Regions from separate parts of the Mus musculus genome. Here region 2 is linked to region 1. Evidence: chromatin loops called from intact Hi-C (ENCODE). Cell type or tissue: heart. All regions are shown on one strand. Links, peaks and the distances in the headings refer to the core of each region. The heading gives the core; the rest is flanking DNA. Region 1 overlaps Dynll2 (dynein light chain LC8-type 2). Region 2 overlaps Cuedc1 (CUE domain containing 1).

Evidence for each region. A loop is a pair of places that touch in the nucleus more often than their neighbours do. Peaks named below come from ENCODE experiments on the same cell type or tissue, not always from the same donor. Only the 100,000 strongest peaks of a DNase experiment are listed, where the experiment ranks them.
Region 2: it touches region 1 in a loop (4-fold over the local background); 41 of 42 quality-filtered maps call a loop at or near these places.

What each region holds. Positions count from the first base shown.
Region 1 is chr11:87,971,393-87,980,702 of GRCm38, forward strand. It overlaps Dynll2 (dynein light chain LC8-type 2), which reads right to left. Exons shown (of 3, transcript NM_026556.4): 3 at 8,133-9,310. Among named protein-coding and RNA genes, the nearest start is that of Dynll2, 11 kb to the right of the region's middle. In heart, for the core only: CTCF peaks have their summits at 2,700 (motif pointing right), 3,480 (motif pointing right) and 7,701 (motif pointing right); no DNase peak of the experiment used is centred there; H3K4me3 peaks cover 268 bases; H3K27ac peaks cover 384 bases; H3K27me3 peaks cover 476 bases.
Region 2 is chr11:88,192,271-88,201,580 of GRCm38, forward strand. Cuedc1 (CUE domain containing 1) reads left to right here. Exons shown (of 11, transcript NM_198013.3): 11 at 327-1,870. It also overlaps a transcript of Mrps23 not described here. Among named protein-coding and RNA genes, the nearest start is that of Mrps23, 7.5 kb to the right of the region's middle. In heart, for the core only: CTCF peaks have their summits at 3,640 (motif pointing left) and 5,111 (motif pointing left); DNase peaks (open chromatin) are centred at 1,611, 1,945 and 5,051; H3K4me3 peaks cover 1,675 bases; H3K27ac peaks cover 3,621 bases; H3K27me3 peaks cover 1,956 bases.

The DNA of each region.
Region 1 (9,310 bases), core at 331-8,330:
CTGGAATAAAAAAGTTTATAGCCAGGCAGTGGTGGCACACGTCTTTAATACCAGTACTTGGGAGGTAGAGGCAGATGGATTTCTGAGTTCGAGGCCAGCCTGGTCCACAGAGTGAGTTCCAGGACAGCCAGGACTACACAGAAAAACCCTGTCTTGAAAAAAAAAAAACAAAAACAAAAAGAAAAAAGAAAGAAAAGAAAAAGAAAGTTTGTATGTTCCATTGTATGTTGAAAGTATAAAGCTTGGGGGAGGGGAGGGCTACAGAGATAGCTCGGCAGTTAAGAGCACTGGCTGCTCTTCCAGAGGACCCTGGTTCAATTCCCAGCACCCACACAGCACCTCACAGCTGTCTGTGACTCCAGTTCCAGGGGATCTGATGCCCTCACACAGACATACGTGCAGGCAAAACACCAGTGCACATAAAATTAACAATAAAGAAAGAAAGCATACAACTTGCTTAATTTAATTTGGGCTCAAAGTTGAGAGTTTGGACTTTTAAAACACTGGAATTTTTAAAGACTGTTGAGTGCTGGCTAGTTTTATGTCAACTTGACACAAGCTAGAGTCATTTGAGAAGAGGGAGCTTCAATTAAGAAATTCCTTCCATAAGAAGGGGCTGTAAAGCAAGCCTGTAGAAAATCTTCTTTCTTTCTTTCTTTCTTTCTTTCTTTCTTTCTTTCTTTCTTTCTTTCTTTCTTTCTTTCTTTCTTTCTTTCTTTCTTTGAGTTATTTATTTATTATATGTAAGTACACTGTAACTGTCTTCAGACACTCCAGAAGAGGGAGTCAGATCTTGTTACAGATGGTTGTGAGCCACAGTGTGGTTGCTGGAATTTGAACTCAGGACCTTTGGAAGAGCAGTCAGTGCTCTTAACCACTGAGCCATCTCTCCAGTCCAGGACATTTTTTTTTTTGGTTTTTTTTTCGAGACAGGGTTTCTCTGTATAGCCCTGGCTGTCCTGGAGCTCACTTTGTAGACCAGGCTGGCCTCGAACTCCGAAATCCGCCTGCCTCTGCCTCCCGAGTGCTGGGATTAAAGGCGTGCGCCACCACACAATGGCAAGGACATTTTCTTATAGTGATTGATGGGAGAGGGCACAGCCCATTATGGGTGGAGCCATCCCTGGGCAGATGGTCCTGGATTCTATAAGAAAGCAGGCTGGTCGGGCAGTGATGGCTCAGGCCTTTAATCCCAGCACTTGGGAGGCAGAGGCAGGTGGATTTCTGAATTTGAAGCCAGCCTGGTCTATAGAGTGAGTTCCAGGACAGCCAGGGCTAAAAAAAAAAAAAAGAAAAGAAAAGGAAAGGAAAGGAAAGGAAAGGAAAGGAAAGGAAAGGAAAGGAAAGAGAAAGAAAAGAAAAAGAAGAGAAAAGAAAAGAAAAGAAAAGAAAAGAAAAGAAAAGAAAAGAAAAGAAAAGAAAAGAAAAGAAAAGAAAAGAAAAGAAAAGAAAAGAAAAGAAAAGAAAGGCTGGTTGAGCCATGAGGAGCCCTGGCTGGTCTGGAACTTGCTTATGTAGACCTGCCTGGCCTCAGCTTTCAGAGATCCAGCTTCCTCTAACCTCCCACTCAGCTTTCAGAGATCCAGCTTCCTCTAACCTCCCATAGGCTGGGATCAAAGGTGAGATGTACACCACACCCTTCGGATGAGGTTTCACAGGCAGATAGGCACAGGTTGTCACCTGGGTTGTTTTGATTAGCTTGGCCCGTGGGTGCATGGGTAAGGAGCTGTCTTGACTACGTTAGGGTGAGAAGAACTCAGTATGGAGAGCACCATTCCCTGGGTTCGAGTCCTGGGTTGTCCTGGGTTGTACCGGGTTGTACCGGAGGAGGGGCTAAGCACAAGCAAACGTGCATTCATTTCTTCCCCCTCTACTCTTGACTGTGCCTCTGACTCGGCTGCTTCAAGTCTCTGCTTTGACCTTGCTATGATAGCCAAATAAACCCTTGCTCTCCTGAAGTTGCTTTCGTTCCAGTAATTTACCATAGCAACTGTCAAGTTGGCAGAATCCGAAATAACCTAGAAGACAAAGCCTTCACGGGGTCACTGAGGTGGGGAGACCCACCTTACCTGTGGGTAACACCATTCCAAGGTTCATCTCTGCCTGACTGAGGGCAATGTGACTGGCTGCCTCACACTCCTGGGACTCCAAGCTGAAGCAAACCCTTCCCTTTTTTTTTTAAAGATTTATTTATTTATTATATGTAAGTACACGTAGCTGTCTTCAGACACACCAGAAGAGGGCATCAGATCTTGTTACGGATGGTTGTGAGCCACCGTGTGGTTGCTGGGACTTGAACTCCGGACCTTTGGAAGAGCAGTCGGGTGCTCTTACCCACTGAGCCATCTCACCAGCCCAGCAAACCCTTCCTTAAGAGCCTTTGTCACAGAAACAAGTAACCAATACAGTTAAAACGGGGAGGGGGGCGGGGGAAGCATAAGTTCAGGGCTTCATTTCCCAGTACAAACTGCGGGGTGACCATGTCTGCCCTGAGAAAGGACCTACCTGCTCCACACATTTCTGGGCATCTAACAGACAGCTTTTGAGGTAGCAAATGCCTTTCCCAGCACCTGCTTATAAAAACCAGAAGCCATTTGCTCCCCTCCCCCCCCCACCCCCACCTCACCCACTCTCCCCAACCCCCGTCAGCACAAGCGCTCTCCCAGTTTATCATCTAGTTCTTGAGACCTTGTCTTTCCCTTCCACCAGATGTCACTGCATGGTGGCATTATATGGGTAGGACCTAGTAGTGAGCACAGAGTAGCATTAGTAAGATATTTGTATTTCATGGGACAAGGGAATCCACCTGATAATGTCAGACTTTTTGTGGAATTTCTGGGGTTCAGTAGCCTGAGTCAAGATTTCTCTTCCAAAGTAAACAATACATTCTTGCATTGGGCCCTTTGTATAGCTGGGAGGTTGGCAGGGAGGGAAGAAAAAGAAAAACCTTAAGGACACAGTGGACCTCTTTGGACTTTGGAGGCCAGATCTTGGTCACTTTTGGCCGGGGGATTGCAGCCCAGAGGCAGACTGCTTGCCTATTGTGAGACCCTGGGTTCCATCCAGCATCAAAAAAAAAAAAAAAAAAAAAAAAAAAAAAAAAGTCCACCACTCGTGAGCGACTTGCTGAGTGCGCCATTCACACCCCAAGGGTCCCCACCACTGCTGGATTTGAGACCATCCCAAGAGAGGCTTCTCTGTCAGGTCTGGGCTGCAGTCCAGGTGCTGTCACTACCCAGGCTACCTGATCCAGGTGTTTGCCTTGCTGGGGACAGAGAAGCTGAGCCCTGAGGCTCCACTCAACAAGGCTTTGTGCGTACCCCCTTTTGTCTTGTGTATATATGCCATAACACTCACTTGCCTCCCTCTTCTCCCCTACCGTTTCATGTGTTCATAACAGCTAACTACATCACACCCGATGAAGTTTGCAGATGGAACAAAAAAGCAGTTCCCAGGGGCTCTGACTCATCTCCAGTTGTCCACAGGGTGGCAGTGCTCTGACAGGCAGAAGCGCGGCTGTTTGCCTCAATAGAGATTGGGTTTAAGGAGCTGTGTGCGGGACCAAGTAGGAAAGACAAAATTGCAGTTTGCTGGGAAGAGGCTCTGTGGCCTCAGCTAACACTATGTGAATGCGATTGTCCTGGATGATGGGGATCCCCGAAGAGATCTGACCTGTGGAGCTCCAGCCTGAGGCTCCCAGCCAGTCTGTCCTCACAGCCTGCTCTACAGGCTTCAGCCTTGCCTAGCCAGCCCCCACATAGACATAAGGCAATTCCTTGCAAGGGACTTAGCTAGATAGGCAACTAGTGGACAAGACAACCTACTAGGGTGACTGGCTGTTTCTAGAGTAGAAGTGACTTTGATATAAATCATCAGAGAAGATCTTGCTTCCTTGGAGGGCCAAAGGTTGGCTTTCACCAAAATAAGACAGGCATGGCCAGTCCCAGGAACTCAAAGGGTTGCTTTGATAGAAGAGTTAAACCATGACTCAGTGTTTACTGCGTTCATGTTCAACATGTAGCATTGTACCAGAGCATTACACAGCCACTTCTTTCGGTTTTTGTGACCTTCATATCATGTACCCCAATTCCACTCCTCTCTCCCCCTCTTCCCCTCCACCCCTGCAACCTCCCCATCAACAAAGAAAAGTTATCTCATTGTGGAAGCTGTAGTGTGGCACAGTGGCCCACAGTATACCCTTTGTCCACACTTCTCTGCTTGCATATGTTCATGGCAATGACTTGGTCTGGTCCAAGGCACCTGGATTCTGATACACTATCAATACTAGAACAGCACTGAGACTCTTCTCAAAGATCCTGTTGTTGCCCTGTGTCATGGAGATCCTGTAGTTTTGGATGTGTAGGACCAGCCCCTTCATGCACTCCAGCAGTTCATGGATGGGGTAGATGTTGGTTGGGCTGAGCCAATTCAAAGCCCTAGATCTGGATCTGAGAGGGATCTTAGCTGGTCAGCCAGTCAGCTCTCCTGCTTTCATGCCCTTGAAGGCAGCTCATCAGTGACCCACACACAGACACACAGACACACAGACACACACACAGACACACACACACATCCAGGGCCAGATTTATTGAGCTGTCCAGGTGAGGTGCATGGCTGGTTCTCCTGAGTGCTGCAGCTGGTAAGGGGCAGGGCCAGCTCTCCTGCCTGCCGTTGGTGGCAAGGGTCAAGGGCTTGCCCATGTCACTGCACATATACAGCCACTTTTGATGATGGCCAGTACCAGCTTCTAACTGGTTAGAAATACCACCATTCCTAACACCAATGCACTACAGAGGGGAACCTACTGGCTGCCGAAGAGGGAGAAGTCACCTTCCGTAGTAGTTCTGGAATACTGAGTCCTGTGAAAGCAGCTGGATTGGAGGTTGGCCAGGTATGGTCCAGGCAAATCTGGACCCCATCTGCACGAAGGCTTACTGGAAGAGTGATGTTCACTTATTTACAGACTATCACCACTTTCTGCTACAATGGCAGTTCAGTAGATGTGGCAACCTCAAGATACCCACACAAAAACATGAATAATGTTCATAGCAGCAGTTTTCAATAGCAAAAACAAACAAAAAATAAAAACAAAAACAAAAAAAAATCCTTTAACGGTGAGCAGAATGTATTAAGTCTGCTTAGTGGAGCGGTACTTTTCCAGAAAGGTACGCCATTGGCATATCATGAAAACACACTAAGAAGCTAGACTCAAAAGCTAGATATTGCAGGAATCTATTTATGTGAAATGTGACTGGGCAAATTCTGAGACACAAAGCATTAGTGGGCTGGGGAGATGGCTCGGTTGGTAAAGTGCTGCCACACTAGCATGAGGACCTGAGCTCAATTCCCCAGGATCCACATTCTAAAACCCAGGTGAAGGAGCTGGAGAGTAAGCTCTGCACTTAAGAACACTGGTGCTCTTCCAGAGGACTTGGGTTCAACTCCAAGACCTATTTGGTCACAACTGTCTGTGACTCCAGTTCCAGGGGATCCAATATGTATGTACTAAAGGCACAATACATACATATATTATGCAGACATGCATATCTCCAAAGCATCCATATTTATAACTTTTTAAAAATTTTAATGAATTAGGAAAAAAAAAACAAAAAACAAAAGATGCAGTGGGAAAGCCAGGTGGTGGTGGTGCACGCCTTTAATCCCAGCACTCGGGAGGCAGAGGCAGGCGGATTTCCGAGTTCAAGGTCAGCCTGGTCTACAGAGTGAGTTCCAGGACAGCCAGGGCTACACAGAGAAACCCAGTCTCAAAAAAAAAAAAAAAAAAAAAAGCAATGGGACATGGCAGAGGGGAGGCGGGGATAGGCAGCAACTCGCTAATCACCCAGTCCAACCAAGTCAGCAAACTCCAGGCTTTGTGAGATGGTCTGAGTTAAGAAGTGATGGAGGCACCCGGTGTCAGCCTCTATGAGCCACATTTGGGCACATGCATGTGATTAGTGTTTTCTAGAGGCTGAAAAGGCAACGGGAATTGACTGCAAATAGCTACAGGGTTTCCCTCAAGGGGGACATAAACGTTGCTGTTTGCACAAACGTGTACCTGAGATACACTAAAACCCTGAGCTGTGCACCAGCAGAGTTCAGTGTGCATCCCACTTGTCCTAGCATCCTTGTGACTTCAGGTCTGTTTCTGTTCGTGGGCCTTTTCTGTGTGTGTACACAAATGTATGGGGAAGGAAAGGGCTGGTGTAACGTGTGTGAGAACGAACTCGAGTTCCCTCAGAATCCTGCCTCTTCTGACTTTATTAGGCAGATTATCTTCAGTTATCTTTCCAATTCAAAGCATTTTGATAGAAGCCACTGGACCCTCAGAGCCACACTGCAGAAGAGGCATATTCTTCATGCACAGATGGTTCAGAAAAGCCAAACAACTTGCCCAGATGCAGTGGGCAGGGGCTGGTGCCTTTTACACATTCTCCCCACAGCACTGTTTCTGAATGTTGGGCCTCTCTAAAAAGCCCAAAACTCAGATAGGCAGGTGTCACAAGCAGGAACCGGGCAATACCAGTCCTCTTCAGCCTCACAGGCCTATCAACACAGCAGTCATCCAATGATGTGTGTATTGGTGTGGACACTAAGTTCACACCCATCAGACACAGGCACACCTAACCTTCAGTGAAGAGGATGTCTTTAATTCAGGGGAGACCTAAGAGATCAGAATTAGGGGCGTGGCCTCTCTCCCCTAAGACAGAGGCCTTACAAAGAGGGCAGCTCAACCCTTGGAGAGGGATAGCTGTGGGAAACACCTTATCCTTCCTGCCCTTGGTCAAGCAGAGAAACTGAAGCCCACCAGTGAAGTTAGCGTTCATTACCCAATGTAGGGCTAGGTCTAAACCTTAAGATGTACCAGTGAGAACCGCACCATTCCTGCTTCAAGCTGGAGCTTTAGCAGTGCTAACAGCTGAGCGGGTTTAGGACAATTCGGCTTGTTCATCCCCAAATCATTTGACTAATGACTGCTCTTAAGGGAGAAATCAAGCAATGTGAAAGCAATGTTCTAAAAATGAAATGCACCTTCTTTCTTTCTCAGAGCTGGCAAGCAAGATGGCCTACACCTTGCTATCTATCATCCCCACGAGTCTCCCAAAAGGCCAGGTGACCCCCATCAAGGCGGCTGCCTAGACTGGCGGATGCTGCTTCCATCTGGCCAGGAAATATTTTTCTAGCGCTTGCTGCAGATGGGCACAGCTAGGCTTCAAGATAAAAGCAGTGGGGAACGTGGGCAGAAGTAAGCGAGGCAAGTTGGCATAACTATGCAGAATGAAAGGGGTCAAGGCAGTCGTGGAGGGAAGACGCACCACTCTGCATGATGTCCAGGTGTCTGGTATTTGAGCAAAGGCTACAATAGCTACTGTACCTTGGGCCTAGGGTAGAGGTCACTAGCAGGGACAGGGAGACTGCCAGCCACACTATGGACACCTCCTATCCACTGTTACATTGCTAGTCTCTACTGGTTACCCCACTCTCATTCCCAGTGCTCTTGTTCTCAGGGGGGAAGGGAGTACAGGGGGGACTGACACCCCCAATACCCTTCTCAAAGGACTAGAGAAGGCCCCATGACTGAAACACAGTCATCCCACCCGGCCACAGCTTTGAGTGCCCGTTTCTTCTGCGAGAATTTCAGTTCCCGTCTTTCTTCCACAGTCCTATGACCCTGTTTATCATTCCCTTCCAGGGCTCTCCACAAGGTGGCCTCCAGGAAGTCCTAAAGAGTAAGACTAGACTGGACTGTTCAGAAATGTGTTGTTCCAGGAGACATATGGAGCAGAAATAGCTAACTTTGGTCCTTCAGTCCCCCTCATTTCTGCTAAAACTTGAACTGAGCCTTTGTCCTGAAACACCCAAGACTCCAGCTCTCTCAATCACTAACCAGCAAAGGCAGCAGCAAGGCAGGCTCTGCAGTCCCTTAATTAATCCTTTGGTACCTCACAGTTCCACAGTCTTCCCCAAAAGACTCACCCACCCAATTTCATACCTGAAGCCCCACCTACCTCCTATACTCATTGAAAGCACAGCTCTACCTCACCCTATGAAACACAGACCTAGCCCACCCACCGGTGGCACTAACAGCATCAGGCCCACCCACCCATCGCCCCCAAAGAAACCCCAACAGCTCAGAAGTGCATCAATCGACCTTTAATGTCCAAAAGAGGCGTGGATGCAGAGCATAGATGTGGCAGGGTCTCAGTCACTGCACCAGAAATGAGAGATGAACAAAAACGAGACACTTCCAACTGGCCAGAGTCTGGGAGGGCAGGGAAACACAGATCTGGACATTCATAAGAAAAATAAAACCTAAAATCAAACATTCAATCCTGTACCCAATAACGGTTTGAACAGGGAACTCAGTCCCCACCAGTTCCCACCCTCCCCTGCCAGCACTGAAGAAAAACAAAAGCTCAACACACAGGAAGGGCTTAGGAGGAAGGGGCATTCTCCTGCCTCCCCCCGACCCCCAAGAATGGGCTGGGGAAAAAAAAATAGCTAGATTTCCCCACCCCTTACAGTGTCAACCCTATGCGAGTTCTGAATGTGATTCATAAGAATCAGCAGCTCAATTGGCAATGACAACCCCCACCCACCCCAATCATGTCACCGACAGACAAGGTTTCCCTTGCACTCTTCTCTGGAATCTCCTCCCAGTCAGCCTTCTCCACCTCCTGCCTCCCAGAGGTCATTGCTATACTTCAGACCTGTTCCAGGAGCCCTCCACCCCACTTCCATTCTCCACCTCCTGCCTCCCAGAGGTCATTGCTATACTTCAGACCTGTTCCAAGGAGCCCTCCACCCCATCACTTCCATTCTCACTTCCCACTAGAGACCAGTCACCTGGTCCCAGATCCAACTCCAGGAAAGATGTTAGTATGGCCATCCTGTTCTGGGTGACCTTCCAAAACCTTTCCCAGGGAACAGACAGCCACAAGGCAAAGCAGTGTCCAAGCAAGATGAACTAAGGGGAGGGGGATGGTTTGATACCAACCTGTTCTCACCCTCACAACAGGGAACATAAAAGCCCACTTAGAACTAACTGCCCTCTACTTCCCATACACCCTAGAGATTCCACTTATCCTGCCCCTTCCCACCCTTCTACCCCAAACCCACCCCCACACACGCACACAGACAAACACAAACGTACACAAAGAAGAACTGACGGGCATTGATTTGGTTTGATTGCTAAGACCTAACTAAGGAACTACAGTCACCAGAAATTCCCTTGCCAGCCAACAATAGGGGCTGCTCTAAGAGAACGAAGGAATGAGAAAAAACGAGGGCTAAGCAGGGAGCAGACAGA
Region 2 (9,310 bases), core at 780-8,779, 220 kb after region 1:
GTCTGGGATGACTTTTCTGCCCCTTCAAATCCTCGGATTTAGTGTAGCTCCTTGAAGCTACTAACAGGACTCAGGGGTGGGGCAGTCTCCCACCTGTGAGGCCTCCCCATGCAAAAGCTTCCTTTCCACTTCCATCTCCTCCCACTCCACGTCTAGCTGCTAAGGTCCCTGCAGTTGAGCAGTGGGTATGATCCAAGGCAGAGTTCCAGAATGATCTAGAACCTCCGGCAAGAGGAGGAGGAGCCTCATATTCTCCGGTGGCGGGGAAAGCCGGTGACGGAGGAGCTCCTTTGATGAAAAAACGTCTCATTCTCTCTACTCCCCAGGTGCCAGCAGCTTCACCTTGCCAGAGATGCTCTGACTGGGTGGGGGCAACCAGAGAGCAGCACCAGTGCCCTCCAGCTGCAGCCCAGACAGACGGTGCTCGCACACCAAGGCTCAGGCTTCTTCAGCCACACAGCCCAGCCCAGCCACTGCCGCTTTCCACAGACAGGACTTAGAACTTTCAGAGCTGCTTATGATTGGAGGAGGGGCCTGGAGCCTTCGAGACAGCAGCCAGCCAGCCACAAACCCCATTTGTAGTCTGGCTCCTCTATAGGGGATGAGCAGAAATGCAGGAAACCCCCCCCCCTTTCCAGAAAGAAAGAAAGAAAGAAAGAGAGGAAGAAGAAGGATCCCAAGGTTCCAGTTAGGAACTGACAAGATGACCCATGTGGAGATTCTTTGGGCCTGAAGAGAGTTCGGTTTCTTTCCTATCTCTCCTGACCTGCCACAGTGGGTCCGATCTATACCCTCCCCCAAGCCGCTGCGGCCTTCCCCCCCCCTCCCCCCCAAGGTCTCCTGCACCTCAGCCTTGTCGGGGACTGCTGACTCTTGGCTCCAACCCTGCACGGAACTCTGGACACTTCGGTCTTGTCGGGTCCAGTTTATAGGGCTGCTTCTATTAAGGGCTGGCTGTCACCTCCAGCAGCCTCCATTTGACCCAGCCGGGATGGGGAGAGTGACCCCGGAGCTGTCGGATTCTGTTTAGGCAGGGTCTTTAGTTAGGCTGAACACAGAAACAGGTTCTAAATTTACATCACAGTGGAGTACCCCAGGGGCTGGACCGGTCCTGCTGTTTTTTGTAAGAGGGGAAGGTGCTGGAGTTTAAGAGTTGGGGTGACCCCAAATGAAAAGGTGCAGACTGACGTGCAAGTTGCCGAAGTTGCCAGCCTCGGCAGAGCGGCAAGCACCTAGAACGAGAACTTGCCGGGTGCCTCAGGTGGAGAGACCAGAGGCGATTTAAGGAACCTGCACCAACCACTGCCACGGGACGGAGGCCGCACCCGTGTCCCGCTCGCCCCACGACCTGGGAACGCGCTGACCATTTAGAGAGATCTGGGAAGTCTGGACAGGTGCGGGGGTCCTGGTTGAGAATGGGATCCGATGCGTGGGTGGTGGGGGCTGCTAAGGACTGGCAGAAAATGGGAGCCTGGTGGGCATGGGACCGCAAACGCCTCAACTCCTGCGGGTCAGTCGAGCTTCCCCGGGCTCGGAAGAGAGGTGTACGCAGAGAGTGACCAAGTGGGGAAGCGTGCGCAGCCAGTCCGGGTGGGGGTGGGGACCACGTTGGCTCCGAGCCAGGCCCGTGAACCCTGGAGAGAAAGACAGCTCCCCACCTCCAGGAGCCCCGGGAGGCTAAACTGAGCTCCAGACGTGTCTGGGCCCTCCCTGCTCCAAGGCCGGGCGCCCTCGGGGAAGCCCTAGGTTTGTGTGTGTGTCACTTTGTTATTCTTTCCCTCCAGTGTGTGTTTTTTTTTTTGTTTTTTTCCTTGGAGCTGTTTCATAGGAATTCCGGTAATAAAGACTTGGTGTTCTCTTGGTGCTCTGATGTGGCCAGCGGCGTGGGCTGGACCCTCCCTCCTTTTGTTTCCGCAGGTGAGAGGATTTGGTTTTTGGAGTCTTGCCGAATCCTTGGGTCACCTGCCTCGCTTTTCCCATCCTCTCCCCCATCTGGTTGCCTCCCCGCCCCCCAAAACACACACCTCCGCTAACCTTCACTCAAGGTTGTTTTTAAGACCCAGAGAACTCAGTCGCCCTGCACACCACCATAGGTGGTGACACCTGCTGTCTGTGTGACCTGCTGGCTTTGTCTAGCAAGCCTCCTTCCTCTTTGCCGCTCAAAAAACCAAACCAAACCAAAACAAAAAGCCACTTGCTGATTGGCGAGAAAACAGGGTTAAGAAACCCAGCCCGTTGTGAAAGCGTCAATACCGTGCTTCCCCGCATTAAACACCAAAGCAGGGATTAATGGTGACTTGGGGGTGTCACCATTAGGTGTGCATCACAGAAGTGTGCACCTTGCACTTCAAAAGGAACGCAACGGCTTAGCTTCCTCAGTCCCCCAACTCAGCTGGACTCTTTCACCTTTACGTGGGCAGGGACAGGATGCTGGCGACTGAAGAAGGAAACGGGCAATTCTCAAGGTTAAATGTCTTCCTCATGTGGAGACTTGTGACTTTTAACAGCACACGTTTCTTGTTCTGGGCTCAGAGTCATCTCGACAAGGCTCTTTCCCTCAAGGAAAGGATTTCAAGCTAGGATATAAACAACTGTTCCTGTTGCCCTGCCCTCGGGGTCCTACCTTAACCCTAACAGATACAGTTAGGCTGGTATGGTGGCATTCCTAAGTCAGGTGGCATGCTATACATGCAAACTAAGATTCTCTTCCTACCTTAGGCCAGTTATTCATCAGTGTCCGAGAACTGTGCTGTACTGAAAGGAAGCTGTAGAGCTACCTGTGTGCTTGTAGAAATGCTTGCCTTCTAGGTTCTGGAGATCTGATGCTCACTTCTGACGACACACACACACACACACACACACACACACGATAATTTTTAAATAAAAATGTTTTTAAAAGAAATGTCCCGCCAGGCGTGGTGGCGCACGCCTTTAATCCCAGCACTTGGGAGGCAGAGGCAGGCAGATTTCTGAGTTCGAGGCCAGCCTGGTCTACAAAGTGAGTTTCAGGACAGCCAGGGCTAGACAGAGAAACCCTGTCTTGAAAAACCAAATAAAATAAAATAAAAATAAAAATCTATCAAAGTTACAACAGGAAGGCATTGTAACAAGCTCCGAAGATAACTCTAATCTATACTCAAGTCTGAAAACAAGTTCTGGGCCAGGAAGATGATGTCATAGGAAAAGCACTGGCATCAGCCAGCTGAGCTTGATCCCAGATCTCACTGTGGAAGGAGAGAACCACCTGAAATCCTCTGACCTCCGAGTACATGCATTGGCATGTGCACACGAGCATACACACAATTGTAATAAACAGAAACTCAAAAAGACAGCTCCCGGCCGGGCAGTGATGGCGCACGCCTTTAATCCCAGCACTTGGAAGGCAGAGGCAGATGGATTTCTGAGTTCGAGGCCAGCCTGGTCTACAGAGTGAGTTCCAGGACAGCTAGGGCTACACAGAGAAACCCTGTCTCGGAAACAAACAAACAAACAAACAAACTAAAAGACAGCTCCCCTGGGTCTGGAGAGATGGCTCAGCAGTTAAGAGCACTGGCTTCTTCCAGAGGTCCTGAGTTCAATTTCCAGCAACCACATGGTGGCTCACAACCATCTGTAAAGGGATCCGATGCCCTCTTCTGGTGTGTCTGAAGACAGCAACAGCTATAGTGTACTTACATACATAAAATAAAAATAAATCTTTAAAAAGAAAAAAGAAAAAGACAGCTCCCAAAGCACCAAAATTATGTTTTAATTCAAGTGTCTTATGAACATTGTAGCCAAAAACGTCCATAGGTCTGAGATTTGCACTTTAGAATGCATGCATCCTCTACATCATATTGTACTTGGTTTGCAATTTAGCCTGAGAATTTGATTGTAAAATCTCAGGTGATTCTAATTTACAGGAAAGTTCTTAGAGCCATGTGCCATTTTTCCTATTAGTATAAGAAAGTCTGAAGGTGATTGTAACTACACCATAGAATGAGCGGTCTGGGAAGAGACATTACCAGGTTAAAGAGTGTGAAGACCAGACCAAGAAGTGGAGACAGCCTGTTCCTGACCACAGCCATCAGCCCTTGGACATCATGTCATCTGCACATGTTAAGCTCCTGGTGATCACATGTGTGCTCCTGAGTGTCATAAGGTGACACTCAAAGATTTCTGTAAAAATTCTGTCTGGATTCCGAGCCTGCCAGTGCCCCTGGCCCTTCACACATTTTGGCATCCCTGGGCAATGGCCTCAACTTGCAAGAAAATCATGGGATCTGATAAGCAGTGTGTACAGAAGAACTGGTGTGGTTACATTGAGTCTCAACTTCTGTCCCCTCGTTGTCTTGAAGCACTGCTCAGGAGTGGGCCATAATGGTCAGAGAATTTGTCCTGAAGAACAAGGGGCAGGTAGGGTGTGAGGTGCAATGATGATAGCAGTTATTGGGGTTCACTGTCTGCTGGCCACTCTCCTGGGGGTGCCTTATGTGTTTTATTGTACCCAACCCAGCAATGAGAATACAAAATCATTGTTACTCCCATTTTTTACGCACCAGGAAATGGAGGTGCAGGGAGGTCCAGAGATGAAGTTGTGCCTCTTATGTGATCTCCATCCTTAGTAAGTATCCCTGGATTTGAACCCAAGCAGGAGAATTTCAGAGTTGATACCTCAGTGCTAAGCTACCTGCTGGCAGACAAGAGGAGGACAGGTGACAAGATCCAGGATCCCCACCTGGATACCATGTGTGACGAACAGAAAGGGTCTTCCTGCCCAAAACCACTTCCCAGAATATCTGTGACCCAGCAAAGTGTCCGGAACTCCCCCACTAGCATTTTTTTTATCTGGGTTTCCAAACAATCTCTTAAGCATATCCAGCAAGCTGCAAGCCTGCTATTGAGAGAGAAGCACACAGACTCCTTCTGCCCATTATCACAGCATAGATTCATTTGTTGGATTAGTGATCTGGGCCAGCTAGGAGAATGCTGGAAATTTCTGGCGAGTGTGTGTGTGTGTGTGTGTGTGTGTGTGTGTGTGTGTGTGTGTGTGTGTGTAAGAAAAGGGTCTGTGGAATCCTACTGCCACCAGGTGGTCATTTTGCAGAAGTGGATGTCACTGACCACAGAAAAGTAGAACATTTTTTTTTTTGGCAAGAGGCCAAGAGTTCATCTTTGGCTTCAAGCCATACAGACAGAAGATTGTTCATATAGCCATATTTGGTGGAAATTGCGAAACAAAGATGTTTTTAAATGTCAAATGTCACTGAAGTTATGTAAGCTTCAGGATCCATAAGGCAAGCCCTACCCTACCTGGGGGCAGGGGCACAGTCAACCTATGGTTGTCAATTCTAGATTTGTTGTTGTTTCAGAGAGGATCTCACTGTGTATGCCCGGCTGTTCTGGAAGTTGCTTTGTAGACCAGGCTGGCCCCAGACTCAGAGATCTGTCTGCTCCTGCCTCCAAGGTGCTGGGATTAAAGAGTGTGCCAAGCCCTCGGGTTCATTAATTAAACGGGGAACATCATGTCAAGAGGATTCTTCCAGGAACTCTAGAGTGAGCAGTTGTGAAGCTAGCTTGAACTCTACAGAAGCCTGCCATGCTGTGACCTTGTCATTCAAAGGGTGGCCTGGATGCAAAACTCCCAACGCTAGAACCAAGAAAGTCCATTCCAACTTACACTGTAAGCTTGAGAAAGCTGATTACCCTACTTGCAGACTAGCAGACTGGCTGCCAACCCAGAAGCTTGTTAGACATGCAGTTCAAGGGCTGGAGAGATGGCTCAGAGGTTGGGAGCACTGACTGCTGTTTGTCTAGAGGTCTTGAGTTCAATTCCCAGCAACCACATGGTGGCTCACAGCCATCTGTAACAGAGTCCAATGCAGTCTTCCAGTGTGTCTGGGGACAGTTATGGTGTTACTCGTGTACATTAAATAAATAACTATTTAAAGAAAGAAGAGAAGAGAAGAGAAGAGAAGAGAAGAGAAGAGAAGAGAAGAGAAGAGAAGAGAAGAGAAGAGAAGAGAAGAGAAGAGCAGTTCAAGCCCCCAGTCCAGGCCAACCTAAACAGAATCTGCCTTCTCAAATTCCCTAGGAGCTTCCCCCAGATTTACAGGCCCAGAAATACCTGCCAAGAAAGCCGTCAAAATGTGTCTAATTAGCATAAACTCCAATGGAATGTGGCTCAGGCTCAGCCACTCCTCTTTCCTTGGTGATGGAGAGGAGACAAAGTCACATAGACCTCCAGGGCAGTTATGGGCACAAAGTGTCGCTCTCTCCTTTGTCTGTGCTGGAGTCTTCCTCGGGGCAATCGCTGGTGAGTGGAGGGTGACTGTGAATGTCTTGTGAATTGTTAGCTGTGATTTCACTCTGCTCCTAAGGGTGGAGTCCTCAGAAATCATCATTAGCTATGTTCACTGCACAAATGCTTTGCAGCGTTAACGCATTGACTCTTCACGACAAGGCTCTTCCAACTCCTGCCCCTGAGAGAGGGTCTCACTATATAGTCCAGATGGTTCTGAACTTGAGATCCTCCTGCCTCCACCTCCCAAGTGCTGAGGTTCCAAACAGGCACAAACACTCATAGAAAACAGGCTTCTGTTAGGTGCTATGGTTATCTCCGTTTTACAGAAACCAAAGCAGAAGCCCCAGAGGACTATAAAAAGTATTTATTCATTGCTGAGGCAGTGGGCAGCCACAGGTAAAAGTGAAGGACACACTCAATGCATGGTGGGGTAGGAAAATGCCTCCACATAGACTGTGTTTTGGCAAGGCCTCAAAGGGCTCAGGTGGCCATGCAAGATGTGTGCAGGCAGGCAGGCAGGCAGGCAGGCAGGCATAAGTGGCCTGTGGTCACTACACCCTCATTTGTCCTGACTTGGCTTTATTTATCCATGCTGTTCACTAGAAAACTCACTAAGAACCAGTGGTAAGCCCTGCCCCGAAAGAGGCCCAGGGAGATAGACTCAGACAAGTAAACAGACAGAATTGAGAGGGAAAGACTATGTTGGAGCACTAACAGCATGTGGCTGGGTATGGTGGGGACTGCAGACATGGGCACCCTAGAGGGCATGCTTAGCTAGAAAGAAAGCCAGGGACTCCACAGCCTGGAGAAGAGCAAGGGGACCACACCCTCCCTTCCCTGCCTTGTGCCCTCCTCACCTTAGTAGAGGGGTGTGTGTGTGTGTGTGTGTGTGTGTGTGTGTGTGTGTGTGTGTGTGTTTTAAGACAGGGTCTCTTTCTGCAGTCCAAGCCAAGCTGGCTTGGAACACATTATGTAGTCCAGGTTGTGCAACCCTATAATTCTTATACTGTGTATGAATACATACTATTTCTTTCCTCCCATTTAAAGCAATTGCTAGAGCCAAGGAGATGGCTCAGCAGGTAAGGGCACTTGATGCCAAGCTGGGGCACGTGAATTCAACCTTGGCCTCTACACAGAGAAAGCAGAGAACCAAGGCCCATGGGTTGTCTTCTGGAGGGTACCCCTTTCATAATTTTCTATTATTTAAATGAAGCAATCGCCTGATTACCATGAACCAAGCTCTCCAGCACACAAGGCTAGGAGTTCTCATGATTTTAACAAGAGGCTGGCATTTCCAGTGTTCTCTTTGTCTGACAAATTCCCATGCACTCCTTAAGCAGGGGTGCTATTTACACAGACATTGGCAGAATATATGGAAGCCACGTGGGGGTGGGTATGTAGACTGGATGCCAAGAGCACAGGTCAATGAGCTGAACCTGGTCTGAGAGATAGCTGTGCAGAGTGGCTCAGGGTAAGCTATGTGACCTTCCGTTCTCAGAGTGTGCAGGGATGGAGTAGGGGATGGGTCAACGCTCACCTCCACACTCCTTCCTTCCACTCCCTGCCTGTGCCTCCAACTTCAGAATCAACTAGAATCTAGCTGGGAGCAGAGAGCGAGGGGCTGGTGGGTGCAAACCACACACAGAAATTTGGTCTCCAAGTTCCTTTGTCACTGGGGATGGCCTTCAGTTTCTGAGTCTCTCAGTTCTGCCTCTGGAGACCTGGGGTGACTGTCCCACGTCATCATGTCCTGTTCTATTTGATGCTGTACTTTGTGGGGACTACACAAGCACTCTACCAACAGAACTGCACTTCTAGATGCAGCCCATCTCGATAAACCACCACCACCACAATTGGCACAGTGGCACACGCCTTTAATGCCAGCACTGGGGAGGCAGATGCAGGTAGATCTCTGTAGTTCCAGGCCAGCCAGGCTACTTAGTGAGGCATCTATAAACAAAGAGCAGCAGCAACAACAGCAAAAACAAGCAAGGGGTGGAAGAGATGGTTCATTAGAACACCTAGTCAGGTGAGAGCTTGTGTTTAAGTGCTAAGTGGAAAGAATGGATCACTTTTCAAGGGGGGAAAAAAAAACCTAACAATTTCAGGTCTTGTACAGGTTTGCAATTCAGGCTACTTTGGAGGCTAAGCTAGAAGGATCACAAGTGCAAGGCCAGCCTGAGAAACTTAGTGAGATCTTGTCTAAGTAAAACATGAGAAGAGGAGTAGGGGCAGGGGTAGGTAGGACTTAGCAGAAGAGTACTTGCAAGTAAGGTGCTAAGCTCACCCCCATCTTCCATAAGGCCACCTGTGAGATGCCATCAGCTGCACTCCCAGATGACCTCACAACAGTGACACTATAACCACCATGGGACAGTTGCTGGCCAGCACTTACTGTGTACCTTAGCCTAGTCTAGAAGACAGAGAGCCTCCGCTCTGCTCTTTCTGGTCTCAGCTACCCAACAACTTCATCTTGGGTTATGAGTGAACACATCTTGGGTGTGAACTTCTGATCAGCCAGGTCCCCACATCCCTGAGTCCTTCTCTCTGCCCACCAATATTCTTTTCTTTCTGTTACAGGAAGGATTAAACATGGCAAGGGAAATTTCAAAAACTCCAAGATAATTTAGAGACCCCTGCCAAACACACACTTGTGATTTCTTCTGAATTGGAAAGTTTCGTCTTTGACTTTCCTCCATGAACTTGGAATAAGCCTTTCCAATGCTTTCCCATCATAGGCCGTGCTAGGCAGGCCTTGGAGGGAGAAGGGAAGTGTGATTCTAGGCAAGGCCAGCAGATAGTTCTGACATGGACAGAATTAGAAAGTTGATGAGGGCTGGGAAGGTTATATTTAGCTAGGAGCATGTTTACTCCCCAGAGCTGACTACCCTAGATCTCAGGAACTGGGACCTTGAGCCTTCATAGCTGACCTAGAGGTCAGAGTCTCTTTTCTTTCTTCCTTTTTAGATTACATATATATAGTTCTGGTTTATAGGTAGTGGACTTGAAGACATGCATGCGTGCGTG